Linked DNA regions of Homo sapiens: all the other regions are linked to region 2. Evidence: chromatin loops called from intact Hi-C (ENCODE). Cell type or tissue: K562. All regions are shown on one strand. Region 1 has its middle 10 kb from the start of TULP1. Region 2 holds the start of DEF6 (DEF6 guanine nucleotide exchange factor). Region 3 has its middle 9.5 kb from the start of LINC03135. Region 4 holds the start of FANCE (FA complementation group E).

Region 1 (8,000 bases), 220 kb before region 2:
AACTTAGCCACTTTCCCAATATGGGATGATTAGTCTTTTTTTTTGTTTTGAGACAAGTGGTTCAATCACGGCCCATTGCAGCCTTGACCTCCTGGGCTCAAGTGATCCTCCCATCTCAGCCCCTCCAGTAGCTGGGACTACAGGCATGTGCCACCACCGCCAGCTAATTTTTGTATTTTTTGTAGAGACGAGGTTTGTTTCTCCATGTTACCCAGGTTGGTCTCGAACTCCTGAGCTCAAGGAATCCACTCGCCTTGGCCTTCCAAAGTGCTGGAGTTACAGGCATGAGCCATGGTGCCTGGCCCTGAATCAGTCTTAAGAAGGAGGTGAGATGGCGGAGAAATTATGGGGCTCTAGTGGGCCAGGGTGGGAGAAATCTGCCCAGCTTCTCCTTGACCATTTTTGTCCTATCACAAGGGGAGTGACCTAGGAGCCACCTAATACCAGCAGGTGGAGCAGCAAAACAGCCCTGAGTCAGCTGGACGCAGTGGCTCACGCCTGTAATCCCATCACTTTGGGAGGCAGAGGCAGGTTGATCAGGAGGTCAGGAGATCAAGACCATCCTGGCTAACATGGTGAAACCTCGCCTCTACTAAAAATACAAAAAATTAGCCGGGCATGGTGGCGGGCACCTGTAGTCCCAGCTACTTGGGAGGCTGAGGCAGGAGAATCACTTGAACCTGGGGGATGGAGGTTGCAGTGAGCCGAGATCGTGCCACTGCACTCCAGCCTGGGTGATAGAGCCAGACTCCGTCTCAAAAACAAACAAACAAACAAACGAAAATGGCCCTGAGTCTAAATGAACAGCAGGGGTTTTATTTAAGTGCTCCCCATCACCATCCCTCTGCCCTAAGAGCCTCCCTGTGAAAACCCGGAACTTCTGCTGAATAAGGAGGAACAGTCAAAGCAAGAGCCGTCTCCTCCTTCAATCATAGCCCTAGTAGTTTTTGTTTTGTTGTGTTTGTTTATTTGTTTGAGACAGAGTCTCACTTTGTCGCCCAGGCTCCATGCAGTGGCATGATCTCGGCTCACTGCAACCTCCACCTCCTGGGTTCAAGTGATTCTCCTGCCTCAGCCTCCTGAGTAGCTGGGACTACAGGTGCCCGCCACCATGCCCGGCTAATTTTTGTATTTTTAGTAGAGATGGGGTTTCATCATGTTGGCCAGGCTGGTCTTGAACTCCTGGCTTCAGGTAATGCGCCTGCCTCAACCTCCCAAAGTGCTGGGATTATAGGCGTGAGCCACCGTGCTCGGCCAACTTAGCAGTTTTATTGACTTATTTTAACAATAACCATGGATTTGTTTTCTTCAGTATATTATAAATTGGATACTAACATTTTGGGGAAAATCATTCTGAGGCTGTCAAGGACAGTAGCAAATTCTGGACATTCTACTTTAGATCTAATAAATATTCACATAAATTTAAACAACAATGAAGAACTATCAGCCGGGCGTGGTGGTTCACGCCTGTAATCCCAGAACTTTGGACCACAGAGGTGGGAGGATTGCTTGAGCCCAGGAGTTTGAGACCAGCCTGGGCAACTCAACGGGACATAGTCTCTAAAATAAATAAATAAATAAATAAATAAATTTAGTCAGTAGTGGTGGCAGGAAGCTGCAGTGAGCCATGATCATGGAGCCACTACACTCCAGCCTGAGCAACAGAGTGAGACCATCTCACTAAAAAAAAAAAAAAAAAAAAGATAAAGAAAATCAGGGCCAGGCGTGGTAGCTCATGCCTGTAATCCCAGCACTTTGGGAGGCCCAGGCAGGTGGATCACCCGAGGTCAGGAGTTTGAGACCAGCCTGGCCAACATGGCGAAACCCCGTCTCTACTAAAGAAGTACAAAAATTAGCCAGGTGTGGTGGCGGGCACCTGTAATCTCAGCTACTCAGCAGGCTGAGGCAGGAGAATCGCTTGAACCTAGGAGGCGGAAGTTGCAGTGAGCTGAGATTGCACCACTGCACTCCAGCCTGGGCGACAGAGCAAGACTCCATCTCAAAAAAAAAAAAAAAAAAATCAGACTGGGCGCAGATTGTCTCGTGTGTGTGTGTGTGTGTGTGTGTGTGTGTGTGTGTGTGTGTATTCTGGGGGTGCACTGCCCTCTGCTCTGGGTGTATATGTGTGATAAAATATGCATGACATAAAATTTACCATCTTAACCATTTTTTTTTGTAGGGGCGGGGTGTCTCACCATGTTACCAGGCTGGTCTTGACCACTCATGGCCTCAAGTGATCCTCTTGCCTTGGCCTCCCAAAGTGCTAGAATTACAGGTATGAACCACTGGGCCCAACCCATTTTAACCATTTTTCAATGTAACATTCACATTGTTGTGCAACCATCACCACCATCCATCTCCAGAATTCTTTCATCTTGCAAAACTGAAACTTTGTGTCCATTAAACAGTAACTTACCATTCCCCCTACCTCAGCCCCTGGCAACCACCATTCTTTCTGTCTCTATGAATTTGACTACTTTAAATACCTCCCATAAGTGGAATCATACAGTATTTGTCTTTTTGTGTCTGGCTTACTTCACTTAGCATAATGTCCTCCAGGTTCCTCCATCTGTAGCTGTGTCAGAATGTCCTTCCTTTTTCAGGCTGAATAATGTTCCACTGTATGGGTACACCACATTTTGTTCATCCATTCATCAGACGATGGACACTACTGTTGCTTCCACATTTCAGCTACTGCAAATAATGCTGCTAAGGACATGAATGTACAAGTATCTCTTCGAGACCCTGCTTTCATATTTTTTTTTTTTTGAGATAGAGTCTCGCTCTGTCGCCCAGGCTGGAGTGCAGTGGCACGATCTCAGCTCACTGCAACCTCCGCCTCCCGGGTTCATGCCATTCTCCTGCCTCAGCCTCCCGAGTAGCTGGGACTACAGGCGCCCGCCACAACGCCCGGCTAATTTTTTTGTATTTTTTTTAGTACAGACGGGGTTTCACCGTGTTAACCAGGATGGTCTCGATTTCCTGACCTCGTGATCTGCCTGCCTCGGCCTCCCAAAGTGCTGGGATTACAGGCGTGAGCCATCGCGCCTGGCCGAGACCCTGCTTTCATTTGAGCATAAACCCAGAATTGAGATTGCTGGGTCATTTGGTAGAGGGTCTCGTCTTTGTGGGGAGTGGCCTGGCTTCTGGACTAGAGGGTGTGAGGAGCTTCGATAGGAGCTTAGAGGGGATTCACTGTGTGACTGTGGGCAGGTCACTTTCCTCTCTGGAAACAGATCCTTATTTCTAAAACAGGTGCTCTTGTGGTTTTTGTTGTTGTTGTTTGGGTTTTGTTTTGTTTTTTTGAGACAGAGTCTCACTCTGTCGCCCAGGCTGGAGTGCAGTGGCACGATCTCAGCTTACGGCAAACTCCACCTGCTGGGTTCAAGCAATTGTCCTGCCTCGGCCTCCCGAATAGCTGGGATTACAGGCGCCCGCCACCATGCTCAGCTAATTTTTGTATTTTTAGTAGAGATGGGGTTTCATCATGTTGGCCAGGCTGGTCTCAAACTCCCGACCTCAAGTGATCCGCCTGCCTCGGCCTCCCACTGTTGGGATTACAGGTGTGAGCCACCACCCCCGGCCTTTAACTTTTTCTTTAAATTGAGACAGGCTCTCACTATGTGCTCAGGCTAATCTTGAACTCCTGGCCTCAAGTGATCCTCCCTCCTTGGCCTCCCAAAGTGCTGGGATCACAGGCGTGAGCCACCGCGCCCGGCCAGGTGCTCTTAACCACACACATTCTCAGGCCTCTTTTCCCAGGAGATTCTAATTCAATATCTGGCCTGTGGCCCAGGATATTTTTCTTCTTTTTTTTAAGAGCCTTGGATGATTTTTATCATCAGACAGGTTTAGGAACCGCGGGACTTGACGCTTTCCCTTGCAGCTCTGACTGCTGTTGACTCCGTGGTCAGGAAGCGGATGTGGAGTTCACATCCTAGTTGCCAGCACCACCTCAGTTTCTTCACCCGCTAAAGGAGGGCAGTGGCGCTACCACAGGACTGTGGCACGAAGTCAATGGAAATGAAAGAAAATATGTACCTAGTACTAAAACCAAACCAAACCAAAACCAAGTCCTGTAACATGCCTGGTATTCCCAGTTATCCTCACCTTCCGCGGGGCCGGTGTCCTCCCCGGTGGGTGTGTTCGTGTCGCCACCTGGTGGTAAGGCTAAGTCAGTGCACCCTCCCCGCCCTCCCACTCCAAGCCTGGGCTGGCCCCCGTCAGAAGCCTTAAGCTCCCGGAAGAGCTGAAAGCCCACGGTGGGAGGGCCTGGGGTTCGGGGGTCCCAACACATTCCACAGACCCATTCCAGCGATGATGAGTCGTTGCCTCCGCTCTGCCAGCCTAGTCTGTCCTGCCCCCTCCTTACTAGTAAAGATGGAGCCTACGTGCTAGAGTCCTTGCAGACACTGTCTCATTCCACCCTCACAACCCCTTTGTACGGTAGAGGGACTTACCCCTTTTTCACAGCTGAGGACATTGAGGCTCAGTGAAATTAAGTGACTGGCGCAGAGTCACACAGCTTGAAATGACGGAGCCAAGTCTCAAGCCCAGGTGGGTTTTAACCCACAACTATTTCCAATAAGCCACAAGGCCTCTACCCTGGTAGTTCCCCGCTTTGGCTGGACATTGAATTCACCTGGGGATCCTTGACGAATGCTGACGCCTGGGCCCTACACCAGGGGTTCTGATGAACCAGTCTAGGGCGCTGTAAGGCTCAGGAGGGATCCTGATGGGCAGCCAGAGTGACAGCCACTGCTCTGAACTCGCCCATTCTGTTTCGGGGCTCTTCCCTCTGCTCTGGGGGTGCTAGCCAAGTGTTTGGCTCCGGGGACTCACAAATATGCAGCTGCAGCAGAGGGCGTGCACCTCGGGACAGCCTCCAGCCTGCAGCAGGGGCTCTGATCCTCCTGCCCCTAGCGTGGGGTGGGGTGGCTCCAGAGCGGCTCTGGAGGGAGGCTTTGCTGGGTACTGACCTTCAGCAAGTGACTGCACATTTCCGTGAAGTTTCCTCCAATGTAAAACAGGTGTGAAAACTGTAAATCATGTAAAATTGTCGAGTTTTTTTTTTCTTTTTTTGTTTGAGTCAGGGTCTTGCTTTATTGACTAGACTGGAGTGCAGTGGTGTGATCGTAGCTCACTGCAGCCTTGAACTCCCGGCCTCAAGCAGTTCTCTTGCCTCAGCCTCCCAAAGTGCTGGGATTACAGGCGTGAGCCACCCTGCAGGGCCTAATTGTTGAGTATTAAACGAGCTAATACAGCAGATAAAGCACTTAGAGCAGTGCCTGGAACCCAGCAAGCTCTCAATGAATACAGCTACTGCTACTGCTAATAGTAGTATCACTACTCCATCAGTCGCACCCCGTTTGGACTACTCGCCAATTATCAAGAGAACTGCTCTTTTCTGTTCTAGAAAGATCACTGTCCCATAGGGAGGGGCTAGCCATCAAAGAGAGCGGGCACAGAGGCAGGCACAGGATCCAGCCGGTAATCCGAGTTTCCCACCACTGGACTCAACCGACTGAGCCAGGGTAAGCAAGCAGGGCAGTCAGGCCCCTCTTGGGGGGACTGGCATGGACACAGGAAAGGTGCACAGGCACCCCTCCTGTTAACACAGAGGGAAGTAGGGATGGGACGCAGAGGCTCAAGGACATCTTTTGAGTATTTCAGGGGCAGGGACTTTGGTCCATTCTGTTCACTGCTGTGAGTGGAGTGCCTAGAAGTGCCCTGCATACAGTAGGGGCTCAATGAATAGCTATTGAATGGACCTCACGCCGCACCACAACAGCCTGACCTGTCTCATTGTCTGTCCTCTGGCTCCGGCCCTCATCCATCTCTCCTATTGGTCTCTGCCTGACTGGACAGAAACAGATCTGCAGATCTGGTCCCCATTCACTTGCCCTGGGCATAGGAGCTGAGGACCAGGGGACTGCTGCTGCTTCTACCCCTGGGTCCTTGGGGGCTTGGAGGGTGGAGGCCCCTCTCTGGCTGAACTAAGACTGTGACTGTCCCACTGTGGGGGGCCCAGTGGACCACAGAGGGGTGCTGTACTGAGACAGAATTGGCCTCATGGGTGGAAAAGCTTCCCAAGCAGCTGTCCCTGTGCAGCATGATGGCTTCGGAAGACAGAGAGCAGCCTGTGCCTGGGCATGTGTGAGCAGAGGGAAGAACTGTGTCTACCCAGGGATTCCTGACTCTGCTGGGGCCAGCTCAGATTCACATGGATTCTGTGAAAAGCCATGGAGGCCCCCAGTAGCATCACTTGTCAGATTCCACTTTTTTTTTCTCGAGGTAAGGTTTTACTCCCATCGCCCAGGCTGGAGTGCAGTGGTGCCCTCTCAGCTCACTACGACCTCCACTTCCCAGGCTCAAGCGATCCTCCTGCCTCAGCCTCCCAAGTAACTCAGACTACAGGCATGCATCACCACTTCTGGCAAATTTTTGTATTTTTAGTAGAGATGGGGTTTCACCATGTTGGCCAGGCTGATCTCGAACTCCTGACCTCAAGTGATCCACCTGCCTCGGCTTCTCAAAGTGCTGGGATTACAGGTGTGAGCCACCACGCCCAGTCCAGATTCCACTTTCTTTTCTTCTTTTTTTTTTTTCTGAGAGAAGTCTCGCTCTTGTCCCCCAGGTTTGAGTGCAATGGCTTGATCTCGGCTCACTGCAACCTCCGCCTCCCTAGTTCAAACGATTCTCCTGCCTCTGCCTCCCAAGTAGCTGGGATTAAGGCGCCTGCCACTACGCCCGGCTAATTTTTGTATTTTTTAGTAGAGACGGGGTTTCGCCATGTTGGCCAGGCTGGTCTCGAACTTCTGACCTCAGGTGATCCGCCCGCCTCGGCCTCCCAAAGTGCTGGGATTACAGGCATGAGTCACTGTGCCCCGTCCAGATTTCTCTCTAGAGAAGACATGAGTGTTTTTGTTTCATTCTCTGTACATGCCCACCAGCAACTCTCATCTCCCAGGCTGTGAGCTCCATGAGGGCAAAGACTGGGCTTGCATTGCATTTCCAGCTCCTGCAGCCAGTGCCCAGCTGCCACCCAGGGCTTTGTCCAACCAACAATTGAGAAGCCCCTCTGCGGGCCAAAGTGGGGCTGTGCCCGGGCTCTGAGCTCAGAGAATCTGCCCGAATCCCACTCACTCACACTGCCCACCTGGGAGACCTGGACAGTGACTTAACCTCTCTGAGCCTCCAAGAAGCAAGGATAACACAAGAACCCTGGCACTGGACTCCTAGGGTTCACTGAGAGAAAATTCCTTTTAGAACAGACGGCCAGGGGCTATGTGATGTAACAACACAACCTGGACAAAACTTAAGCCTGTGTGAGCCTGATCAAAGCTCAGCCCTACTTTCTATTTCACAAGAGCCCAGACACACCCTCAGGTGACCGCAGTTCCCATTTCTGATGAGCCCACCTGCATGGATCCTTTTGAGATGCAAAATGTCTTTTGCCCGTTTGAGACACTGATGCCCAGGCTGGAGCCTCCAAGCAGGGGGAATGCTTGCCCAAGGCCACCCAGCAGAAACCTGGGGAAGCGGGACACTGGGTCTGTTTCTGGGCAAAACCACTCTCCTTTAACTTTCTCCAAAGTCGCCTCCTTTCACCTCTGTGCCAGGTAAGCTAAGCCCTGGAGGCCTGAGGTGGAGTTCCTTTAGGGACCTGGGCCTCCATTTCCTTACTGGTGAAATGAAGGTAAAACAGCACATAGCTGACATTTCATAGGATACTTGCTCTGTGGCCAGCACTGTGCTAAGCACTGCACGTTTCTATCTATTCAATTTTCACGGCAATTTCCATAAAGTCGATTCCAAGTGTCGTCACCACTTTATGGACTAGAAAAATAGAGGCACAGGGAGGTGAAGAAAAATGCCTGCTTGCCTTTTGAAGTTTCCGTAGGGACTAGAAATAACACAAGTAAAACCAAGCACATAGTAGGTGCTTGGTCAGTGGAATGGCTCCACTAAACACTGGCTGTGTGACCTTGGACAAGTTA
Region 2 (8,000 bases):
AAAGAATCTCACTCTATTGCCCAGGCTGGAATGCAGTGGTATAACCATGGCTCACTGAAGCCTTGACCTCTCGGGCTCAAGCGATCCTTCCACCTCAGCCTCCAGAGTAGCAGGAACTATAGGCAGGAGCCATCATGCCTAATTTTTTTCATTTTTTGTAGAGTTGGGGTCTTGCTATGCTGCCAGGGCTGGTCTCAAACTCCTGGACTCAAGTGATTCTCTTGCCATGGCCTCCCAAAGTGCTGGGATTACAGATGTGAGCCACCTTGCCCAGCAAGGTCTTTAAATGAATCTAGGTTCCAAGTGATCCTTTTAAAAGACACAGATCCAGCCAGGTGCAGTAGCTCACGCCTGTAATCCCAGCACTTTGGGAGGCCAAGGCAGGTGGATCACCTGAGGTCAGGAGTTCAAGACCAGCCTGGCCAACATGGCAAAACCCCGGCTCTACTAAAAATACAAAAATTAGCTGGGCGTGGTGGTGGGCACCTGTGATTCCAGCTACTTGGGAGGCTGAGGCAGGAGAATCACTTGAACCTGGGAGGTGGAGGTTGCAGTGAGCTGAGATTGCACCACTATACTCCAACCTGGGTGACAGAGCAAGACTCTGTCTTAAAAAAAAAAAAAAAAAGACACAGCTCCTTTTAAGAGTTACCAAATGTATTCTAGTGGGTTACTAGAAAAGCATAACTACTATCATGGAGGAACACTGGAAATTTTAAAAGGTGGGAATCTTTGGATTAGCTGTGTCACCTGCTGAGAGCAAGAAGGGGCTGTAGGGGTTGGGTGTGGGCATCAAAGGAGACAGAGGCCCAGTTAAGGGAAAGGAGAGGCTGCATCATAGACCAATTTTACCTACTTGAGGTACAGAATTTATTCTTTAGTTTTGTAGGACAGCTTGGTGATCAACCCCCTGGTTTATAGATGAGAAACTGAAGATGGACAGTGACTTGCTTAAAGTCACCCAGATGGGGAGCAGTACGGATCCAAGCCTGCGTGGTTCTGAGTCAAGTGCTCTGCACATCATTAAATCATCCTCCCCTCCCTACCCACAAATCCTAGCCTGGGGAGACCAGTAGCACACAGGGGTCAGGACAAAGCTAATGATCCTAGCCAGCCAGCAGGTTTTTGGACTGGAGCTGTTCTTAACTTTTCCTCCACTAAGGAGAAGGTGGTTGTCCCTCTCCAGAGGAGGCAAAACCTGAAGCTCATTGATTCTCAGTGGGCAAGAGTCTCACTCTGGGCTCCAGGACTGCCCTGAATATCAGCTGGAGGTGCAGGAGACTGGAAGGCCCCTGTCTACCCTCCCTCCCTTCCCCCAGCTCCTGCCAGTCAAGGAGGAAGTGGTAGGCCTGGTGCCACCCAAAGATCCTCATCAAACCAGAGACACACTGCTCCATCTACATACCCCTTCACCCCACTGCCTGATAGTCAGTGGGGAAGGAGGCCAAATTATCAGCTGATCCTCCACTAGTTCTAAAATCAAAACTGCTCCCCTGGGTAAGAGGGTGTGTTCAGTAGGACACACATCATTCCCAAGGGCTCCCCTCTCTATAGCCCTCTGTCAGGATGGCTACCTTCCAAAGGTTTTTAGAGGCGGTTCTGGGAACCTTGCAAGAACTCACAGCCCTCAACTCCTGGGAAGTTTTGTGTTCAACCTAAATCCATCCTGGGCAGGAGTGCCATTCCTATTGGTTTACTTTCTCTGTTCTCAACCCAACTGGATGAAGCCATTGTACTTTCTACAAGAATTCAAAGAGAGAAAGAAGTATCTGGTTTTTCCCTCAAGCCTTCTCTTTTCCAGGAGAAACAACCCTACTCCTTGGGCTTTTCTCAGAGGACGTGCTGTTCTTCCTCCTACCCTCTGGCCTCATCGTGGGTTTGCCCAGGACAGCCACTGGGAGCCCGTCTACCAACACATTAGGGGAGAAGTGGCAAATGTCACGCACCGACACATCTTGCCCTGGGCTAGTGCAGGTCTCTTGCCAGGTTCCAACCCAGGACCCTAACGCTAGGGATGGTTTTAGTAACCAGCCCAGTGAGGTGGCTCAAGACTATAATTCCAGCTACTCAGGAGGCAGAAGCCAGAGGATCACTTGAGGCCAGAAGTCTGAAACCAGCCGGGGCAACATAATGAGACTCAGGCTCTAAAAAATAAAAAATAAAAAAATTAGCCAGGCGTGGTGGCATGTGCCTGTAGTCCCAGCTACTCAGGAGGCTGAAGTAGGAAGATCGCTTGAACCCAGGAGTTTGAGGCTGTCGTGAGCTATGACTGCACCACTGCACTCCAGCATGAGTGATAGAACAAGATCTCATCTCTAAAACAACAACAAAAAACCAGATTGACTCCAAGGTCTTTTCCCTCATCCCCAAGTCTTTTCTGGGGAGAGGTGGGCCCTGCTTGTATAACTCTCTCGTCTGCTTCCTCCTTTGCCTTTTGACCACTTCTCTATTACTCCTTTGCTTTGCTGGAATCCCCGCCCCCCAACACTATCACTACTTCCTCCTCTTCCAATATTCACTATTATGGGCTTGAAAGGAGCCCCGCCATTTCCGCCCCACCCCCACTTGGCCCCTGAGACTCCCACTGTTAGCCCAGGTTTCCAGAGTTGACAAGTTTTCTGTCAAGTAGGAGGGAACTCTATAATTGATCCTGTGTGACCAGAGATGTTGCTGGCAGTAGGTTCAATATGAGCTGTGATGAGGTACAGACAGTGGACAGTTCAAGCATGCAAGCTCTCCATGGAGTATTTCCCTAGAAATACGCAACCTGTGGGGATGAGGGAGTGGGTAGTGGCCCTTTTAGAGGGCAAGACAGAGGCTCAAGCTAGGAGGCTTTACTGGCTGATGGCACCAGGAAAAGGGGAGCCACTTAAAGGCTGTACTTTCCATGTGAAGGGCAGAGAGAGCCTGGAGAGGTCTCAGTGGCCACAGGTAATACAGAAGTGGAAAATGTTACCCTGGAAGCAAAAAGCCACGGGGGCTGGTATTGTCTGGCAAGATATTAAAGGGACAGGGTGGGAGGTAGGGGTGGGACACAGAGTTTGCAGAAATGGATTTTGGATGATCGACTTTTTTCCATTTATACTGAGGACCCAACCAAATGACATGATCTGCAATACAAGAGATTTAAATAGGATGTAAGGAAGAATCTGCCTGTTAGGAGGTTCTCCCTAGGTGACAAAAGATAGTAGTGGGCTCTCCTTCCTGGGGGAGTGAAATCATCTATTAGATGCTCACAAATCCAGGTAAGGAATTTAACATAGGACCAGTTTGGGATATTCAAGTTCCTCACATCCAAGTTCAGTAAAGTAGGGGGTTGGAACGGTGGTGGGGCACAATAACTGTTCTGTCCCATTCATCTCTCAGGTATCCAGCACCCTCTACCTCGGTCATTAAGAATGGAGGTTTCCTTGAGACCACACGTCTCCTTTGGAGGATGGGGCAGGGAGACACCAGTTTAGTGCCTAGCCACATGCCAGGCACAGAGCCTCACGAGGGGCACTCAAGTACTTGCAGAGTGAACGAAGGCACCCCTATGGCAGGTCCTAGAGAGCTGAGGCCTACCTTGCTCCTTTCCCCCAGTGTTCGCTGATTCTAGTGGCTGAGGGCCTTGCTTCCTCCCCACTAACTAGGGTAGGGAAGGCAGCACTACTGGAGGACTAGAGGAAGAGAGAGAAAAACTCCTTGGCCTCCCAGAAATTGTCTAGGCCAGATGATTGACTTCAGGACAATCATTGATTGGGATTTTCCTGGGCTTAGATTCTCCCCCTTCCCTACCTGAGGTCTCAAGGCCTAAGGTAAGTTTCCCAACCTGATATGTGTGGTGGATAGGGGGGTGAGCTGCGTAGCAGTATAATAGGGTCCTCAGTCCTCACCCACTCCGCAGCTCTGTCCCACCTGGCGGGCAGGGTTAGACAGGCCAGACAGGTTTGGGACTGGGGGCGGCCCCTTTATGCCTCTCTCAGCTCCAGAGGAAATGACTGCCAAGCACTGGCTAACTGTTTCTCTTGAAAGTCAGGAGGAAGCAGCAAGAAAGAGCACACTGCGTGCCCAAGCATGACTCTGTGGAGGTGTGTGTGCTCATCACACAGAGTCTGGGATGTGGCCTGGCTCCTGGCCCTCAGAACCCCATAATGGCCCTCAGAACCTCCTGGCCTCCAGTTGTGGGGCCCAGTTCTGCGCAAGGTTTCTGCACACACTTCACTAGGTCTCTGGAGGGTGGGCAGCGGCATCTACCAGGCTACGTTGGCCCAGTTACCCAGGACCAGCCCCCCGACCCCAGGCCCGGGACGCTGGATGGCTGGGTGCCCCTGGAGTGGCACAGTGTCCACACCTGGCTCCCAGGCGGCAGGGGCTGGTGTGGTGCATCTGCCGTCCTCCCCCGGGTCCCGGGTGCCCCTCACCTTGAGCTGGGACTTGGAGACTTTGCCACTCTTCTCCACGTCCAGCGCGGTAAAGGCGTACCAGATGGACTTGAGCAGTTCCTTGCGCAGGGCCATGGCTGAGGCGCCCGCCCGGCTGGGGGCGGCTCTGACACTAAGATCCGGTTTCAGGAAATGCAAACGGCTGCAGAGACCGCAGAGGTGCCGTGGTGGAGCGAGAGCACCACCTGCCTGCACATTGCGTGAGGCTCTGTGCTGTCGAGAACCCTGCCTGTTGTTCTGGCAGTGCTCAGAGGCTCCACTCCCTGCATGGGAACTGGGGACCAACTCTCCGAGAGCGGGAACCCTCGTTCTGTATCCACGTGGCTCCCGGGGCATGTGAGGCCCTTTTAGAAGCCTCCTCAGACCCGGAGGCTTCTGGAGCCTTCCAGGGCTCCCAGACGCAGCTTGCTGAGGGAAAAAGCAAGCTCATCCTGATATTGGGGTCAGACAGAGTAAAGGTCCAGTCCTAGTTCAACATAGGAGGCCTTGGGTAAGTTACTTAACCTCCTTGAGCAGTTTCCTCATTTGTAAAGCAGGAAAAATGCCTCCGTGTTGTAAGAATGTCTGAGAATGGACGTAAAGCACATAGTAGGCTCTGGGTAGAGCTTTTGGTGCTACTTAACATTACCATGGTGGTGGGACTCCATCCAAGTGGAAGGAAACAAAGGCAACATCACAAAGCTGGAGAAGGAAATGGGCCAGGGCACCTCTCCAGGTCAGGATGTGGCACTTGACTTGCTGGCTCCCTATCCCCTCAGCACTGGCTCTAAACGGTACTCAGAGCACTGCCCACTCTAGCCCCAGTAGCCCTGAAGACACTGGAAACTTCCTGAAACACATGGGGGTGAGCCTTGTGGTGCACCTCAACTTTAAGGGTCCCAGCAGCAGCAGGCTTGGGATTCAGGGCCCTCCATGTCAGTGCTTCCTTTCTTCAGATCCAGTGTCCAAAAGGACTGGGACACGCCCACACCAGGAATGGTGGTCACAGATGTTGAAGACATCTGCTCAGGCCAATTCTAAGACACCTCCCCCTACCCCCTAAGCCAAATAAAAATCCCTCCAAGTAAGGTGCTGGGAATACCTCCTGCCTGGAAGCACGCCCCCGCCCCTCTCTTCCCAAGGAGCTGGTGGCAAGAGTAAATGGGAGCTTTCTAGGCATCCTGGGAGAGGATGCCTGGATCAGAGGAGGGGGTTCCAATCCTAGGAGGCAGGAAGGGGTTGGGGCATATCCATCACAGCAGAGAGAGGAAAAGAGGCACCACCAATCCCTGCAATGTTCCTGTGTAGGCAGAGTCAAACCCAGAGCTTCTTCCCATCAAGTGCCTTCCCCTGTATCCCTTCTTCCCCCTGGAGCTGATCTGGTCTCACCAACTCACTTTTCAGTGGGGTCTGATTGTGGCTTTGAAATCCCACAGCACAGTCCTAGGCACCTAGGTGGGCACCCCCAGAGCTGGGTAATAGAGCCAAGACTTCAGCTCCAGAGGCATCAGACTCTGCTCCTTGAATCTCAGTAACCTTGGCAAAGGTGTCCCCCAGCCTCACTCTAACCTGGGGCTTTGCCCTCTTGGAGAAGCTGACTGTGTGATTTGGGGGTGGCTGGGTTGGAGGGGCTCTGACTACGTTTCACAAGAAAAGGCAGGAAAAGAGTTCCCCCAGCTCAATCACATGAGGCCTGAGATTCAGCCAGAGCCTGGAAGCAGCGGTCACCCTGGTCCTGTTTGGCTACCCTGGAGCCCACCTGCTCAGCTGTGGGCAAGAAGCCACCAGCAGCTCCTCAGGGCTTTATCTTATACTGGGCTTCCTTCCCACCTGTGTCCCTGGCAGGCCAGCCCCACCACTCTGGCACCAAGGCTGAGTGGGGTTTGTGCCAGGGAGACAGGGCTGATAGCCTGATTTGACCAACCCTGCCACCCGGGCCTAGAGCTGAAAGGATGGAGGGACCCAGGTGGAAATTTGGAACTTTTATTAAATACTCATTCATCCATGTGCCACCACCACCCAGAGCAGGAAAAAAATTATCAAAATGGAATTAAAAAAAACAAAACAAATCAAACCCAATCCCCAGCAGTCTATGTACAGGGCCACTCCCTGCCTCTCTGCCATAGAGAGGTTGGGGGGCAGCTGAGGAGTGGTGGGGGCTGGGCACCTTTTCTTCAGCCACAGGCCCCTGAGGAATTAATTGACTGTGGTGTCAGGAAGTCCCTGGTGCCAAGTAGCCAGGCATCTCAGCTGGCCTCCAGGGAGGTGGTTATTGCTGGGAGGGCAGGACAGGGCCTGCTCCACTGCTACTGGGCTGAAGAGCTGTCTGTGGCTCAACCCTACAGGGCCAGTCCCCATAGCAGCCCCAATCTCTACCTGAGAAGGGGAACAGACTGAGGGCCAGAAGGGTGTTCTTTAGGAGGAGAGTGGGCGCCCAGCTGATTTTGAGAGGCGGGTGCCCTGGTGTAGCCTGGCTGTTGTCAGCTCCCGAGGATGATGCACTCCCCTGATTCCAGCTGCCTGGCCCCCTTCTTGAGCAGGGCCCCCATTCCCTTCAGTTAGGCAGTTTTCTTGCTGTCTTCTCACCCCAGAGACCTATGTGGCCACCTTCTATGTGTCAGCCACAGCCTGGGCCCTTGGGGGCAAGAGTGGCCATGCAGATGGCACTTCCTCCAGCATGGTGTGGGACCCAGCCCTCTTGGACTCAGCAGCCACTCTCCGACACTGTTGTCTCCAGGGTCACAGCCCCTTGCTGCATGGCCGCAGTGGCCACATTGATGGCCTCCTCTAAGGTCTGCTGTTCCTCCAGCTGTGGGGAAGGGGGTGCAGAAGGAAGGAGACAGTGAGACCCTCCCTGCTAGATTCCAGTGTTAGTAATATGTGGCCTACTTTTTTTTTTGACTCTCCCCCATCTACCCAGTGCCACACGCTGAGCACTTAGTAGGGCTCCAATAAACATGAAGTTCACGGATGAAGAGTCCTATTAGGCTAGGCATGGCCAGGGGGCCCTGGAATAGCCAGGGTCAGAGAGACCCACTTGCTCACGGAGGAAGGACTGGCTGAAGAGAACCGTGGTGATCATCTACGTCAGCCTCCTTCATTTCCAGATGAAGAAACAGAGACACAAAATGATGAAGGGCTTGGACCACAGGTGGACTGCCATCGGAGTTATCCTGAAGGCCAGAAGAGGCTTCAACATTCTGCCTCAGCCAAGAGCGAGCCTGAGACAGATGCATGGATGCAGGAGGAAAGGGATCTGTCCTCTGAAATGGGCTCTTTTTGAGTCAGATGCCCTTCTCTTCAAGATCCTCATCTAATTCCCCTTTATTCCTTGTTGACTTCTCTGGCCGTGGGATCCCCTTTCCTCCCAGATCTCTACTCACCTGCACTGCAATGTGCGTTCCGTTGGCTGTGGCCAACAGTGCCACCTGTTGATGACGAAGAGATGCTACACTTGAGTCCTCAGCCACCACAGCCCCAGAGGTAATGATTGTGACCTGAAAGACAAAAGGAGGTCTTCCATTCCACCTGCAGTATACTCTCCCTCCCCACAATCCAAATAAACATCCCTCCAATTAAGGTGCTGGGAACAACCCA
Region 3 (8,000 bases), 250 kb before region 2:
AAGTCAGAAGGATTTTCTGTTGCTTACAGTTAAGGATCTGGTTAAAAAGGGTGATGCTTTTGCAACTCACTTTTTAAAATTTCTTTTTATTTTAGAGACAGGATCAGCCAGGTATCATAGCTTATGCCTGTAATCCCAACACTTTGGAAGGCTGAAGTGGAAGGATCCTTTGAAGCCAGGAATTCACGACCAGCCTGGGCAGCACAGTGAGACCCTCGTCTCTTTAAAAACATAAATAAATAAGGCCAGCCACGGTGGCTCACGCCTGTAATCCCAGCACTTTGGGAGTCCGAGGTGGGCGGATCACGAGGTCAGGAGATCGAGACCATCCTGGTTAATACAGTGAAACCCCGTCTCTACTAAAAATACAAAAAAGAAAAAAAAACATTAGCCAGGTGTGGTGGCGGGCGCCTATAGTCCCAGTTACTCGGGAGGCTGAGGCAGGAGAATGGCATCAACCCAGAAGGCAGAGCTTGCGGTGAACCGAGATTGCACCACTGCACTCCAGCCTGGGTGGCAGAGCGAGACTCTGTCTCAATAAATAAACAGTAAATAAATAAATAAAATAAAATAAAATAAAATTAGCCCGTGTGGTGGCATATGCCTATAGTACCAGCTACTAGAGAGCTGAGGTGGGAGGATCACTTGAGTCCAGGAGTTTGAGACCAGCTTGGGAAACATAGTGAAACCTCATCTCTACAAAAAATTTAAAAATTAGGCGGTTAGGGTGGCATGCCTCTGTAGTCCCAGCTACTGGGGAGGTTGAGGTGGGAGGATCGCTTGAGCCCAGGAGTTCTAGGCTGCAGTGAGCCATGATTGTGCCACTGCACTCCAGCCTGGGTGACAGAGCAAGACCCTGTCTTTTTTCTTTTTTTTCCATGAGACATTTTATTTGTAAATATATGTATTACATCCCTAGAAAAAGAATCCCAGGATTTTCCCTCCTGTGTGTTTTCGTCTTGCTTCTTCATGGTCCATGATGCCAGCTGAGGTTGTCAGTACAATGAAACCAAACTGGTGGGATGGAAGCAGATTATTCTGCCATTTTCTAGATCTTTGAGTTGCACACCGAATCTGGGGCTGATCACTCCACACTTGTTTAGCCTGCCTGTGAGGTTCGCAACAATTTTCCCAGCTCTGCGATCATCAATGATTTCAAATTCGCCAATGTAACCATGCTTCATCATCACAGTGAGAAACCGGACGATGAGTTTGGAGCACGGCCTAATAAGCACTGGGCGTTTGCCTCTCTTTTCGGCATTGTTGATGCTCTTGAGAGCATCGGCCAGGACGTTCACGCACACCATGGTGGCGTCGTGGGAAGATGGCGGAAAAGCTTTTTTTTTTTAAGAGACAACTTATCAACTATATTCATTCCATTCTTGGGGCACAGTTAGGTTGTTCCCACATTTTTACTATTGTGAACAGTGCTACGACACATATCCTTGTACACCTGTCTCCTTGTGTCCATGTATGAAAGTCGACATAGGGTCTAAGCATCTGCAACTTCACTAGGTATTGACAAACTCCCAAGTAGTTGTACTAGTTTACCAAAAACCATCAGCGTGAGTATGAGTTCAGGTTTCCCACATATTTACCACCATTTGGTTTTAGAAAATCCATTAACTTTTTCCAATTTTATGGGACATTATATCTCACTGTTGCTTTGATTTCTATGTCCTTGATTCTAGGTGAGGCTTAGCAACTTGTCATATGAAAGGTTATTGGGGGCTGGGCAAGGTGGCTCACACCTGTGATCCCAGCACTTTAGGAGGCAAAGGCAGGGGGATCGCTTGAGCCCAGGAGTTCAAGGCCAGTCTAGGCAACACAGCGAGAACCTGTCTCTATTAATAAAAAAAGAAAAAAGAAAAGAAAGGTTATTGGGAAGCCCCAGAATGGAAGTCTCTGTGGCTTTTTCCTCTTGAGCTGGTCCATTTCCCCAGAGAGGAATTTTCCTGGAAGTCAGCATCCACTCACCCATGCTCTTTCCAGGCTGTTACCTCCCTCCATCCTCAGCTGAGTCTGGGGTTGCCAAGGTCACCAAGTTGAACATGTATATGGCACAGCCTTGCCAGAGAAGAGGCCAGTGTTCCGCTTGGAGCAGGGAGGGGCAGCTGCCTGGCTGCATGTAATGGGAGTGGTCTCTGGAAGACTTTCAGCTTCTCCTCTCTTTCAGCCCCATGCTGAACACCCCCCTTCAGAAGCACCTACTGCCTTGCGCAGGCTCTGCGTTACAAACCCACTTCCTTTTGGCTGGCCAGGTCCTCTGCATACTTGGTGCCACCTTCTCCCTGCTGCTGACTCTGTCACCCTCCAGCCATCCCCTTTCCAGCTTCTAAAATTCTGCCAGCGCTGTGTGCTGCTCTCTCCTGTCCTGTTCATTCCCTTTGTCCTTTTGGCTTGATACTTCTTAAATTCCTTTACTGTCTTTTCAGAGGAAAGGGGCTTCCATGGGGAGAAGAGTGTATGTTAGGCCCACCATTTTTATTTTTTATTTATTTTTACTTATTTATTTTGAGATGGAGCCTGTTGCCCAGGCTGGAGTGCAATGGTGTGATCTCAGCTTACTGCAACCTCTGCTTCCTGGGTTCAAGCAATTCTTCTGCCTCAGCCTCCCAAGTAGCTGGGATTACAGGTGTGTGCCACCACACCTGGCTAATTTTTGTATCTGTAGTAGAGACAGGGTTTCACCATGTTGACCAGGCTGGTCTCAAACTCCTGACCTCAAGTGATTCGCCCGCCTCGGCTTCCCAAAGTGCTGGGATTATAGGTGTGAGCCACTGCACCCGGCCAGGGCCTCTATATTTAAACGGACACTGTGTAGGTATTTAGTCTAGAATGTACTTTGTATGGTGGAAGGTAAGGATCTAATATTAGCTTTTTCAGCACCACGTACCGCTTAGTCCATTCTTTCCTTCATGGTTTGTTATGCCACCTCTGTCAGAGCCAAACTCCTGCACCCGTTGGATTTCTTTCTAGGCTGCCAATTCTGTTCCATTAGGATGGATAAAGAGGGACAAAGACACACAGCTATCCATGTGCCAAGACCATAGTTTTAATCATGATAGCTGGTGGTGAAAGCTTATTCTTGTTCCTCTTCAAAATTGTTTTTGTTGGGTCAGGCACAGTGGCTCACGCCTGTAATCCCAACACCTTGGGAGGCTGAGGTGGGTGGATCACCTGAGGTCAGGAGTTCAAGACCAGCCTGGCCAACATGATGAAACCCCGTCTCTGCTAAAAATACAAAAATAGCCCGGTATGGTGGCCTGTGCTTGTAATCCCAGCTACTTCGGAGGCTGAGGCACAAGAATCGCTTGAACTTGGGAGGCAGAGGTTACAGTGAGCCCAGAGCATACCACTGCACTCCAGCTTGGGCGACAGAGCAAGACCCTGTCTCAAAAAAAGAAAAAAATTGTTTTTTTTGGACTTCTGGTTTGTGTATGGTAGAATAAAATTAGCATTTTCCTCCCTCCTCTCAAAAATCATGAGAAGCAACATGGAGAATGAGATACAGAAACATAAAATCCATTTCCAGTAAACCTAGGAGCTACCCGAGATCCTGAGTACTAAAATAGGCCAGAGTGCTGAAGGCAGCAGGGATCCAGCAGAGGGACAGGAGGAAGATCACAGAGGGTGCCTGTGGCTGCAGATAGAGCAGTAGCAACTGCAGAAGCAAACACTTGCACAGCATTTGCAATGACGCTGAGGCTCAGAAAGATGACGTGACTGCGCACAGTCACACAGTAAGCAGGTGACACGGGCAGAATTCAAACCCGGGCCATCTGGCCCCAGAGTCTGTGCCCATGACCTCTCTGCCTGGTTTCCCATCCCCCTACACACACCCAAATGTGAGAAGCAGCAAAGTGCATGCCTTGAGGGCGAGGGGCACACCCTAGTGTATAAAAATAAAATCTTGGCTGGGCACGTTGGCTCACGCCTGTAATCCCAACACTTTGGGAGGCCCAGGTGGGTGGATCACCTGAGGTTGGGAGTTCGAGACCAGCCTGACCAACATGGAGAAACCCCGTCTGTATTAAAAATACAAAACTAGCCAGGCATGGTGGCGCATGCCTGTAACCTCAGCTACTCGGGAGGCTGAGGCAGGAGAATTGCTTGAACCCAGAAGGCAGAGATTGCAGTGAGCTAAGATTGCGCCATTGCACTCCAGCTTGGGCAACAAGAGCGAAACTCCATCTCAAATAAATAAGTAAATAAATAAAATCTTTTTGCAGCAACTGGAGCAGATCAACAGCAGCTGCAAGAACACCCCTGGGTCTGCTTTGCTCCCAAGGAACAAAGCAAAAGCGGCCAATTGAGGAATCATGCAGGCAAGCCATATGTGATGGAATAAAGATGGCTGCAATTTCTTTGCCACTCCTCCCATGAAGAAGTGGAGTCTGTTTCCCCTCCCCTTGAATTTGGACAGGCTGTGTCACGCTTTGACCAATAGAAGGTGTCAGAAGTGATGTTGTGTGACTTTCAAGGTTGGTCTCCAGGACATCGGCAGCTTCCACTCTCAATACTTGAAACACTCCTTCTTGGAATGCAGTTGCCATGCTGTAAGGAAGCCCAAGATAGAACAAGGAAAAGCCCAGAACTGTAGCCTCAGCTAACAGCACCAGCTACCAGCTGTGAGTGGAACATCTTGGAAGTTACAGCCCAGTTGAGCTTCTGGATGCATGCAATTCCAGCCACCACCATGTGGAGGCAGAGTTGAGTCATACCCACAGAGCCTGCCTAAAATACAGAATTTTTATTTAAATGGTTGCTGCTGTCTTAAGCCACTACGTTTTGGGGTGATTTGTCATACAGCAACAGATAACTGAAATACCGTATTTGCAGAAATCAGACTGTGTGATGGGAGAAGAGTAGCTTTGCATTGTCAATTTTGTTAATCTTTTAAAAACCCAATTCTTGGTTTCACTGATTTACTCTATTGTTTTTCTATTCTCTATTTTATTTATCTGTACTCTAATTTTTATGATCTTATTCCCTCTACTTGCTTCTGGTTTAGTTTGATCTTCTTTTTCTAGTTTCTTAAGATGGAAGCTTAAGTTATTGATCTGAAGTATTTCTTTTCTTTTTTTTCCTTTTTTTTTTTTTCTCTCAGAGACACGGTCTCACTATGTCGCTAAGGCTGGAGTACAGTGGTTATTCACAGGCATGATCATCGCACATACAGCCTCAGACTCCTGGGCTAAGTGATCCTCCTGCCTCAGGGTCCGGAGCAGCTGGGTCTACAGGTGCACACTACTACCCCTGCTCAGATCTTTATTTTAAAAAAATTTTTTAGAGGCAGGGTCTCACTCCATCACCTGGACTGAGGTACAGCAGCATGATCATAGCATCCTGCAGCCTCAGACTCCCAGGATCAAGTGATCCTCCTGCCTCAGACTCCTGGGTAGCTGGGATTAGAGGTGTACACCACCATGCCTGGCTTTTTTTTTTTTTTTTTTTTTTTTTTTTGTAGAGACGATATATGTTTATCTGGGAATGTCTTAATTTCTCCATCTTCCCTCTGCCCTCTGGCTGCCATAGATTCTGATGGGGAATTACCTGTGAATCTTACTGAGGATGGCTGTCTGCAATGAGTAGTTTCTCTCTTGCTACTTCTTGCTACTTTCAAAATTTTGATTTTTTTTTAAGACAGTCTCACTCTGTCGTCCAGTCTGGAGTGCAGTGGCGCAATCTTAGCTCACTGCAACCTCCACCTCATAGGTTCAAGCAATTCTCCTGCCTCAGCCTCCCAAGTAGCTGGGACTACAGGCGCCCACTATCATACCCGGATAATTTTTTTTTTTGAGATGGATAATTTTTTTTTTTTTTTTTGGAGATGGAGTCTCACTCTGTCACCCAGGCTGGAGTGCAGTGGCACGATCTCGGCTCACTACAACCTCCACCTCCTGGGTTCAAGCAATTCCCTGCCTCAGCCTCCCAAGCAGCTGGGGTTACAGGTACCCACCACCACGCCCGGCTAATTTTTGTATTTTTAGTAGAGACAGGGTTTCACCATCTTGGCCAGGCTGGTCTTGAACTCCTGACCTTGTGATCCACCCACCTTGGCCTCCCAAAGTGCTGGATTTACAGGTGTGAGCCACCACACCCAGCCAATTTTTGTATTTTTAATAGAGATGGGATCTCACTATATTGCCCAGGCTGGTCTAGAACTCCTGACCTCAGGTGATCCACTGGACTTGGGCTCCCAAAGTGCTGGGATTACAGGCATCAGCCACAGCAACCAGCCATCAAAAGTCTCTTTGGCTTTGACTTTCAATCATTTGATTATAATGTGTCTAGGTGTGAATGTCTTTGAGTTTATTCTGCTTGAAGTAAACTATTAATGTTTTTAATAAAATGTGAGACACTTTTGGCCACTTTCTTCTTCAAATTTTTTCCTCACCTTTCTCTGTCTCTCTCCTTTGGGGACTCCCATTTTGTGTATGCTGGTATGTTTGATGATGTCCTACAGATCTTAGTCTGTTCCTTTTTCTTCATTCTCTCCTTTCCCCCTTCCTCAAACTAGATCATCTCAGCTAACCTATCTTCAAGGTCACTCATTCTTTGCCTGCTCAAATCTGTTGTTGAGCCCCTCTAGTGAATTTTTCATTTCAGTTATTGTGCTTTTCAACTCCAGAATTTCTACTTGGTTCTTTATTATAATTCCTATCTTTGTTGATATTCTGTTTGGTAAGTTATTCTTATACTTTCATTTAATTCTTTAGACACGGTTTTCTTAAGTTTTTTAAACTTTTTTTGAAATGGAGGTCTCACTATTTTGCCCAGGTTGGTCTCAAACTCCTGCAATCCTCCCACTTCAGCCTCCTGAGTAGCTGGGACTACAAGTGCCCACCACAGTGCCTGGCTAAACATATTTGAAATAGCTGATTAAGTATTTTTTTCAAGTGGGTTCATTGTTTGGATTTCCTCAGGAACAGTTTTTACTGGTTGCTTTTTTTCCTGTGTATGGGTCCATACTTTCTTTTTCCTTTTCATGTCTCATAATTTTTTTGAAAAATGGACATTTTGAATAACAAGATGTGGCAGCTCTAGAAATAGATTCTTCTCCCTCCCCAGGATTTGTTGTAATTACTGTTGTTTGCTTAGTGACTTTTCTGACTTAATTCTGTGAAGTCTATATTCTGTGTTGTATATGGCTACTGAAGTCTTTTCTTGGTTAGCTTAGTGGTCAGCCAATGATGACACAGATTTCTGTCACTGCCTGGAACCAGCAAGCCTCACAGCCTTTGCCCAGGGGCTCTGGGTGCATGTTGGGGTGTGCCTTCCACAGTCAGCCTGGCAGTTGACAACTCTGCCCCAGCATTGACCTACTCCTTGGAAAAGGCCCTGGCTCTTATTCCACCTGAAAAGCTCACCCTCTCAAATAAATTAAAGATGAATCAGTAGGGGATCTATGCAAAGACACTAGAAGAAAAAAGGAGGAAAGGGGCCAGGTGTGGTGGCTTATGCCTATCATCCCAGAACTTTGGGGGGCTAAGAGGGAAGGATCACTTGAGCCCAGTAATTCAAGACCAGTCTGGCCAACACAGGGAAACATTGTTTCTACAACATAAAAAATAAATTTAAAAAAAAGAAAAAAGGAAGAAAGGAACAAGATAAATATACAAAAACTGAAGAACACTTATTAGAAAATTTTTACCACTGAGCAGGTGAAAAATTCAAATAAGTATTTCATTTAAAAATTTAAAAAAAAAAAAAACTCTTCCGTAAAGCCAAAGCACAAATAAGAAACTAAGGTTGCCAGGCACGTTGGTTCACGACTGTAATTGCAGCACTTTGGGAGGCTGAGGCGGGTGGATTGCTTGAGGTCAGGAGATCGAGACCAGCCTGACCAACATGGTAAAACCCTGTCTCTACTAAAAAAAAAAAAAAATTAGCCAGGCATGGTGGCAAGTGCCTGTAATCCCAGCTACTTGGGAGGCTGAAGCAGGAGAATCACTTGAACCCAGGAGGCGGAGGTTATAGTGAGCCAAGATCATGCC
Region 4 (8,000 bases), 150 kb before region 2:
GAAATTATCAAGAACACTAAAATATGGATTCACAGTTACCATTCTTAGAGAAAGCAATCTTGCCTTAAAGTGAACGTTATGCTTTGAAAAGCAGAGCATACAGCCACCAGGATAGCGGATACGTATTCCACCATCACGTTTTAAGTATCTATTTTTGTACTTTAAAATGTACGTATTTTAACACATGTGTACACTTTATACATAAGTATACTTACACTGGACGTACGAGTCCAGTTTTTTAGAGATGGAAGTACGCGATCAAAAGTGATTTGCCTCCACTTATCATCACTATACCTTACAGCGAACAGAAGGCGTGTGCCTCGAGTTCCCGGATCCTCGATGTCCCGCACACAGCAAGTGCTCAGTGAAGGGTGCCCCTGCTCATAGGGTGCGCGGCAGGCCGTCGCTGAAGGGGCTTATTTCACCTCTGTGTGTGTCGTTCCCCCGACAGCCCCCCGCCTCCCATACCTGCTAAGGGGCCGCGGGCGAGGACTTACAGCTCCAGACGGCCGTCAGGCCCCTGCACGACCGGCTCCTCCCGGCACAGGGCCTCGAGCAAGCGACCCCAGTCGAAGGGCTCCCAGCCGCGGCTGCCCAGCGCCCGGAGCACCCCCAGGCCGCGCCGCGCCCCCTCAGGCCCCGCCTGCAGCGCCTGCAGCAGGAGGCGGGCGGGGGCCTCCAGCTGCGCCCAGGGCGCCGGCTCCACGCCCTCAGCCCCAGGGAGCCCCGCGTCCGGTGTCGCCATGCCGGGGCACGGGTGCCGCGCCGCCCCCTACTCTGGTGTGGGGCCTCAGCTCAGAGGCTGAGGGGAACGGAGGACTCCAGCGCCGTCCCTGACGCGGCGGTGGCGGGCCAGCTCCAGCGCCTGTTACAAGCTCTCCTCGGCGTTGGGAGACCGGAGAAACCCGGCCGCCCGAAGCCGCAGCCGTTCCCGCGCTGTCGGAAAGGGAAGGAGGGAGGCGCGGCCGGGGGCGGAGCCTGAACGTGAGGCCGGCGCGAGGGCCGGTCGCAAGGGGCAGGGCCGGGCACAAGTCCAGCCGGAGTAGGTGGGCGGGGCCAAGGCCTGGGGCGTGCCCATGGGAGGGGGCGTGGACAAAACAAGTGGTTAGTTTGTGGGCGGTGTCGGGCCAGGGAGCCTGGAGCGGGGCGGGGGCGGGGGTTGATGGAGGGGTGGATCCGCCGCTGACGACCCCAACCCTCTCCCTTTCTTCATCACTCCCCAAAGTAGTGGAATGGAGTGGATGTCAGGGGTTCTGTTGTGCTAGAGGACCCGCGCTGTATTTACGCTGACGGCATGTTGCTTGTCATGGACTTCACCATAGAATTTGACCACAATTTACCACCCCACTTAGCTTCATCTCTTCCACAGGCCAAAAGTGCTATCATTTGGGTTTCAGTCCTCTCCAGAAATAGTATTTGATATACAAACATCCCTGAGAATGACATGGTCACAGTAAAACCTAACACTATTAATACGGCCAAAGACTTTCTTCTGAACTTCCTCCCAAAGACCAAGCAGTAACCTTGCTCTGGGTCGTTTATAGGGGGCCAGGTGTGGCTCCACTTCCTAGGGTTCAGTTTAAGGAAGTCCGCTGGAGAACTTGGCTTCCAGCCAAGGGTGGGATCACTGCAAAGCGTAGGAAATAAGCGAGAAGAGCCCCACAGTGCCTCCTAAACCTTGCTTTGGGGGCTAGCTTGTATTTCCTGTCCCAGCTCTGCTGCCACACACAGCCCTTCATTCAGGAAATGTTTACTGAGCACCTAGGGACTGGGGATACTGGGAACAAAACAAAGATCCTGGCCCTCATTGTCACACAACTGGGGAGAGACGGAAAGCTAATTAAACAATGTTTGTGATGTGTTCAAAAAGAACATAACACCGACACACAGCACGAAGTGCTTTTAAATAGGGTGGTCAGGCAAGATGAATGTGAAGATGAGGTTGGCAAGCCAGATAGAAGTCTGTGAGAAGACCATTTCAGTCCTCCCTGTGGAGGGCGGGGGGGCTCTGGGGCAAAAGCATGGCTGGAACGGAGGGCACTTGCTGGATAGTAATAGGAGTTGAGATCAGAGTGGGAACCAGGTCAGATCTTAAGAGGCCTGAGGTCACAGAAAGGAGTTGGGCTTTCACTCTGAATAGTATGGAAAGCCATGGGAGTATCTTGAGCTTGATCTGATCTCCATTTGAGCCAAAATGATTTCAAGGGAGATGTCGGGAAAGACTAGTGATATTTCTTAGATAATGGCTGCTTTGCAAATGCCAAAATAGCAAGAAAGAAGTTTCTTCCAGACACCTTCTGTTTCAGGTAAGCAGCTCTAACTTTACAGGGGATGTTTTGGGTCTTCGAATGACAAGCTGTTAGAGGAGTGGGACCTGATGAATAGCAGGCAGGGCCAAGAATGCTAAAAAGCCTGCAATGCCCTGTGCATCCTCACCTACAGCTTTACTCTGAGTGGCTGTGGCTCCCACCCACCAAGGTCTGTATTCTGGCCACCTGAAAGGGAACAGGGAGGAAAAGTTCTAAACATGGCTCAAGGACCCTGGTGGATCCCCGAGTCCCTTTCACAAGATTCATGAGGTTATTACTATTTTCATAATGCAAAAATGCACTGTGAAGTTTTCCAGAAGCTAAGTGACAAGTAATATTGCAACAGATTGAATGCAGAAGCAGCCTTATTGCACTTGGCAGTGGGGCTGGGCTATGAGCGGACCACTCTTCAGACACCAGCAATGATAACTTAGGTGCATTTTATTGGTTTTCTTTCAGAGTCATTCTACAAAAGAGCAAAGTTAAAAACCAAGGCCCTGGCAAGAGGGTTTGAACCTTCCTCATTCCAGGAGCCCTCCCCCATTCCTCCATGTCCCCAGCTGTGTCACTGCTGCAGTTCATGGGGGTGGAGGGCTTGCTACTTTTGCCCCCCCACCAAACCCTAAAAGGGAAAGACCTACCACCTAGAAACTCCTTCCCCTCACCCCAATTTTCCTCAAGTTGATCCTGATTACAGAAGGCCATGGTAAGAACTGTTGGGGTCCTGCAGGAGTTCTGAACCCCAGAAGGTCATGGCCAGGGCACCGTCTGTGAAGAGCACATTGTCCTCTGGCTCAGCACCCCTTAGGAACAATGCTGGGCCCAGCACCTGGGAGTAGAGAGAAAAATCAGTGAAAACCCATCAACTTCAACACTGGTTGCCTCAGGAATGGAGGAACTCAAGACTCACATATAAGGTTGGGCAGATTGTACATAGCACAAAGGTGCCACATCTAAGTAGGCACCATATTAGCATCATAGATACCATCCATAGGTTTCATATTTATCACAAACATTTATTATAAGCCATGACCAGCAGCCTCCCCTGCCCCATACCCCTGCGGTTACCACCTCACTCCCAGAGGCCAGTTGCACTCTCTCAGGCCAGGGAGGACCGGAGGTCCCAGCCTTAGCTGGGAGCTGGTGCAGGTAGATACACTCAGATTTGAAGGGGCAGCGGCCATTCCCTCGCACGAAGAACCGGCATCGGATCTGGCTATGAGAGAGAAGACGACGACCATCACCTTCAAAACCTGTTACCCCAAGAACAAGGGGCACTCAAGGCTGACACATAAGGTTGGGCAGGTTGTACACAGCACCAAAGCCCCGCATCTAAGCGGACACCACTAGCATCATAGTGTAGCTTTTACATTTATTCTATCTTCCAGCAGATGGCAGTAAAGTATCTTAAGGGGCCCCTTTCTGTACTTCTCAGTCTCTGAGCCAGCAACAGCAGCGGCCCTGGGAACCTCCTTTCATTTTTCTGGTTTATTTTGTTTGTTTTTTGGGTTTTTTGTTTGTTTGTTTGTTTGAGATGGAGTCTTGCTCTGTCACCCAGGCTGGAGTGCAGTGGTGCAATCTCGGCTCATTGCAACACCCACCTCTGGGGTTCAAGCAATTCTCCTGTCTCAGCCTCCCGAGTAGCTGGGACTACAGGTGCATGCCACCACGTGCAGCTAATTTTCATATTTTTAGTAGAGGTGGGGTTTCACAAAATTGGCCAGGCTGGTCTTGAACTCCTGACCTCAGGTTATCCAACCACCTCAGCCTCCCAAAGTGCTGGGATTACAGGTGTGAACCACTATACCAGACTTTTTTTTGTTTTTGAGATGGAGTTTCACATTTGTTGCCCAGGTTGGAGTGCAGTATCATGATCTGGGCTCACTGAAACCTCCATCTCCCAAGTTCAGGCGATTCTCCTGCCTCAGCCTCCCAAGTAGCTAGGATTACAGGCACCCACCACCACGCCCATCTAATTTTTTTGTATTTTTAGTAGAGACGGGTTTTCACCATGTTGCTCAGGCTGGTCTCAAACTCCTGACCTCAGATAATCCACCCACCTTGCCCTCCCAAAGTGCTGGGATTACAGGTGTGAGCCACCGTGCCCGGCCTTTTTGTTTTTTTTTTTTTTTTTTTTTGAGACAGGGTTCTTGCTCTGTCACCCAGGTTGGAGTGCAATGGCATGATTACGCTCACTGCAGCCTTGACCTCCTGGGGCTCAGGTGATCCTCCTGCCTCAGCCTCTTGAGTAGCTGGGACTGCACGCGTGTGCCATCATGCCTGGCTAATTTTTATATTTTTTGTAGAGATGGGGCTTCACCATGTTGCCCAGGCTGGTCTCAACTCCTGGGCTCAAGAGTTCCTCCCCGTCAGCCTCCCAAAGTGCTGGGATTACAGGTGTGAGCCACCGTGCCCAGCCCCTCAGTTTCTTCTTCTACAGTATGAGGATAGTAAGAGTCCCTGCCTCATGCAGTTTACGAGATACAAAGCCTGTCACACAATAAACCTCCATCTACACCATCTCCTATCACATCCAGTCCTGAGCGCTCCCCTTGGGAAACTTCCAACTGGTGGCCCAGCTGCCAGTACAGTTGCTGTTGAACAACACAGGCTTGAATTGCCTGGGGCAGCTTATACGCAGACAAGATCCTGGAGACAGCAAAACCAATTCCCTCCTCTTCGTCCTTCTACTCAATGTGAAGACAATGAGGATCAAGTCGTTTATGGTAATCTGCTTTCACCTAATGAATAGTAAATATATTTTCTCCTTTATGATTTTAACGTTTCTTTTCTCTAGCTCACTTTATTGTAAGAATACATATTATGTTATATAATACATATAACATATAAAATCTGTATTAATTGACTTTATGTTGTCCGAAAGGGTTCTGGTCAGCGGCATGTTATTAGTTAAGTTTTGGGGGAGTCAAAAGTTATACATGGCCAGGTGTGGTGGCTCACGCCTGTCATCCCAGCACTTTGGGAGGCTGAGGCGGGTGGATCGTTTGACCTCAGCAGTTCAAGACCAGCCTGGGAAACATGGCAAAACCCTGTCTCTACAAAAAATACAAAAATTAGCCAGGCATGGTGGTGCGCGCCTATAGTACCAGCTACTGGGGAGGATTGCTTGAGCCAGGAGGCTGAGGCTGCAGTGAGCCGAGATTGCACCACTGCACTCCAGCCTGGGCAACAGAGCGAGGCTCTGTCTCAACAACAACAACAGCAACAACAACATTCTATATGGATTTTCGATTGCATGGGGTTCGGTGCCCCTAACCCCTAAGTTGTTCAAGGGTCAACTGTATTTCCTCACTTCCATCTCTCTTTGCCTGGGACACCCTCTTTTTTCTCCTCCTGAGGAACCCTGTTCTTCCCATGCACAGCTTAAATACTTCCCCTTCTGTAAGAGTCACTCGAGTTAGTGTTTCCTTCAGTAATTTTGTTGATGCAGCTATTAGCGTTCACAGGTGTCTCCAGAACACGCCTGACTATCTCCTGGGTGAAGACGAGGCCTCCTTCTTTATCCCTCCCTTTACCCAAATACACTTTGCATAGATCAAGTGTAGTAAACCCTTTGGGAAGGTGGAGTTAGGAACTTGGAATTGCAGCTAATTCCAGATTTTGAATAAGTGCTTACCCTCCCCAAGAGATTCAGACCTATCCAATAAGGCTGCCTTTCAGCCCCCTTCTCAGCCACCCCATGTTTTCAAAGAGCAGCTAAGCAAATAACATGTATTCATATCAGTTTACTTTCCTGCCTTATGACAAATTGGAAATAAAAGCCAAAGCAAGGCTTCTCATGGTGCAGAGAGAACCAGAGTTGCTCTAAGTTGATTCTGAGCCAAGTTAGAAGAGAAAATTGGCCCTGGTGTTCCTTCTGCTATCTCAGCCACTCTCCGTTTATTAAGTGGGCTTTCTTTCCTTTTTTTTGAGACAGAGTTTCACTCTTGTTGCCCAGGCTGGAGTGCAGTGGCACAATCTCAGCTCACTGCAACCTCCACCTCCAGGGTTCAAGCGATTCTCCTGTCTCAGCCTCCCGAGTAGCTGGGATTACAGGCGCCTGCAATCACGTCTGGCTAATTTTTGTATTTTTAGTAGAGACGGGGTTTCACCATGTTGGTCAGGTGGTCTTGAACTCCTGACCTCAGGTGATCTGCCCGCCTTGGCCTCCCAAAGTGCTGGGATTACAGGTGTGAGCTACCATGCCTGGCCTTATTAACTGGGCTTTCTGAAATCATGAAAATAGTTCATGCCTTCACCTGCCATTTTGGTCACTCTAAACTTCAGGGCTTTGGGGATTCACTGGCTGGGAACCATGGCTGAACCAGAATGAATCAGGGGCTACCTTCTCCACTTCCCTAACCCTGAGTCTCGTTCCCTCTGCAGCCTCACCTGGTCCGAGCCTTGAAGTTCCTGATGAGTTGCTCCTTCTGGGCCCCCTTGCTCACCCAGAACTTGTGGGGGATGATGTAGCTGGAATGGACACGGCACTGTGGACACGCCCTGAGCAGTGGAGTAGAATGTGGGAGAATAGTCACAGGCCCCCAGGCCAGCCTCCTCACTGGGGTGTTTCCCTCCATCCCTGTTGGGACCCCCATGACACTGACTTGATGACATCCAGCGGGAAGTCCTGCCGGTTCTTCCGCCAGGTGCGCAGGCAGCCCAGACAGTGGGCATGGGTGCAGTTGGGCAGGATGCCGAAGACCCGCTGGGCCTCTGGCTTGTCCCACACTTTGTCCATGCAGATGCCACACACCACATCCCGACTGTCCTGCTTCCCAGGCAGCCACAGGTAGGGTCAGACACTCCACCCGCATGCCCACATTCAGCCTCAGTGGCCACCAAGCCCTCCCCCAGCAGATCTGGGTGTCCCAGAGGGCCAGAAAGCCATCTTTTGCCACCCCTCACCCACAACCTGCTGCACCTCAAGGTCCAGGCTCTGAAGTGGCGCCATGAGCTCTCGGACAAGGTGGAACTTTGGCAGAGACTCCTGGGAGTGGCCGTGATCCCTGTCAGCAGCTGTTGGGAAAACTGCATCCATTCACTCACCCCTGAGGCAACCACTGAGCATTTCCTGCATGCAAGACTCTGTGGTAACCCACGTCCTGCCCCCAAGTGGATTAGAGACCAGTCAGAATTAGAAGCCTCTCATATAGGCCAGGCTCGGTGGCTCATACCTGTAATCTCAGCACTTTGGGAGGCCGAGGTGGGTGGATCACCTGAGGTCAGGAGTTCAAGACCAGCCTGGCCAACATGGCGAAACCATCTCTAGTAAAAATACAGAAATTAGCCAGGTGTGGTGGCGAGTGCCTGTAATCTCAGCTACTCAGGAGGCTGAGGCAGGAGAATCGCCTGAACCCAGGAGGCGGAGGTTGCAGTGAGCTGAGATCATGCCATTGCACTCTAGCCTGGGCAACAGAGGGAGACTTCATTTCAAAAACAAAAAAAACAGACTGTAATCCCAGCACTTTGGGAGGCCAAGGCAGGCAGATCACGAGGCCAGGAGTTCGAGACCAGCCTGGCCAATATGGTGAAACCCTGTCTCTACTAAAAATTCAAAAATTAGCCAGTCGTGATGGCATGTGCCTATAGTCCCAGCTACTCAGGAGGCTGAGGCAGAAGAATCGCTTGAACCAGGAGGCGGAGGTTGCAGTGAGCCAAGATCGTGCCACTGCACTCCAGCCTGGGAGA

The links. Peaks named below come from ENCODE experiments on the same cell type or tissue, not always from the same donor. Only the 100,000 strongest peaks of a DNase experiment are listed, where the experiment ranks them.
Region 1: it touches region 2 in a loop (3-fold over the local background); 4 of 110 quality-filtered maps call a loop at or near these places.
Region 3: it touches region 2 in a loop (2.8-fold over the local background); 14 of 110 quality-filtered maps call a loop at or near these places.
Region 4: a loop joins it to region 2, with 9 times the contacts of the local background. A loop is called at or near these places in 55 of 110 quality-filtered maps.

Annotation. Positions count from the first base shown.
Region 1 is chr6:35,519,159-35,527,158 of GRCh38, reverse strand. No RefSeq gene overlaps it. Among named protein-coding and RNA genes, the nearest start is that of TULP1, 10 kb to the right of the region's middle. In K562, CTCF peaks have their summits at 442 (motif pointing right) and 4,160 (motif pointing left); a DNase peak (open chromatin) is centred at 4,178; H3K27me3 peaks cover 3,729 bases.
Region 2 is chr6:35,294,356-35,302,355 of GRCh38, reverse strand. ZNF76 (zinc finger protein 76) reads right to left here. Exons shown (of 14, transcript NM_003427.5): 13 at 7,787-7,900; 14 at 6,371-7,212. The coding sequence ends at 7,108. DEF6 (DEF6 guanine nucleotide exchange factor) reads right to left here and starts at 4,538. Exons shown (of 11, transcript NM_022047.4): 1 at 4,404-4,538. The coding sequence starts at 4,499. RefSeq lists a silencer at 6,037-6,201. In K562, CTCF peaks have their summits at 4,600 and 7,836 (motif pointing left); DNase peaks (open chromatin) are centred at 2,515, 3,614, 4,575 and 7,845; H3K4me3 peaks cover 1,224 bases.
Region 3 is chr6:35,549,180-35,557,179 of GRCh38, reverse strand. It overlaps the pseudogene RPS15AP19. Among named protein-coding and RNA genes, the nearest start is that of LINC03135, 9.5 kb to the right of the region's middle. In K562, a CTCF peak has its summit at 4,697; DNase peaks (open chromatin) are centred at 3,648 and 4,699; H3K27me3 peaks cover 2,181 bases.
Region 4 is chr6:35,445,291-35,453,290 of GRCh38, reverse strand. FANCE (FA complementation group E) reads right to left here and starts at 953. Exons shown (of 10, transcript NM_021922.3): 1 at 498-953. The coding sequence starts at 745. It also overlaps the pseudogene MKRN6P. RefSeq lists a silencer at 403-1,302. In K562, a CTCF peak has its summit at 3,702 (motif pointing right); DNase peaks (open chromatin) are centred at 680, 1,030 and 3,720; H3K4me3 peaks cover 1,451 bases; H3K27me3 peaks cover 1,544 bases.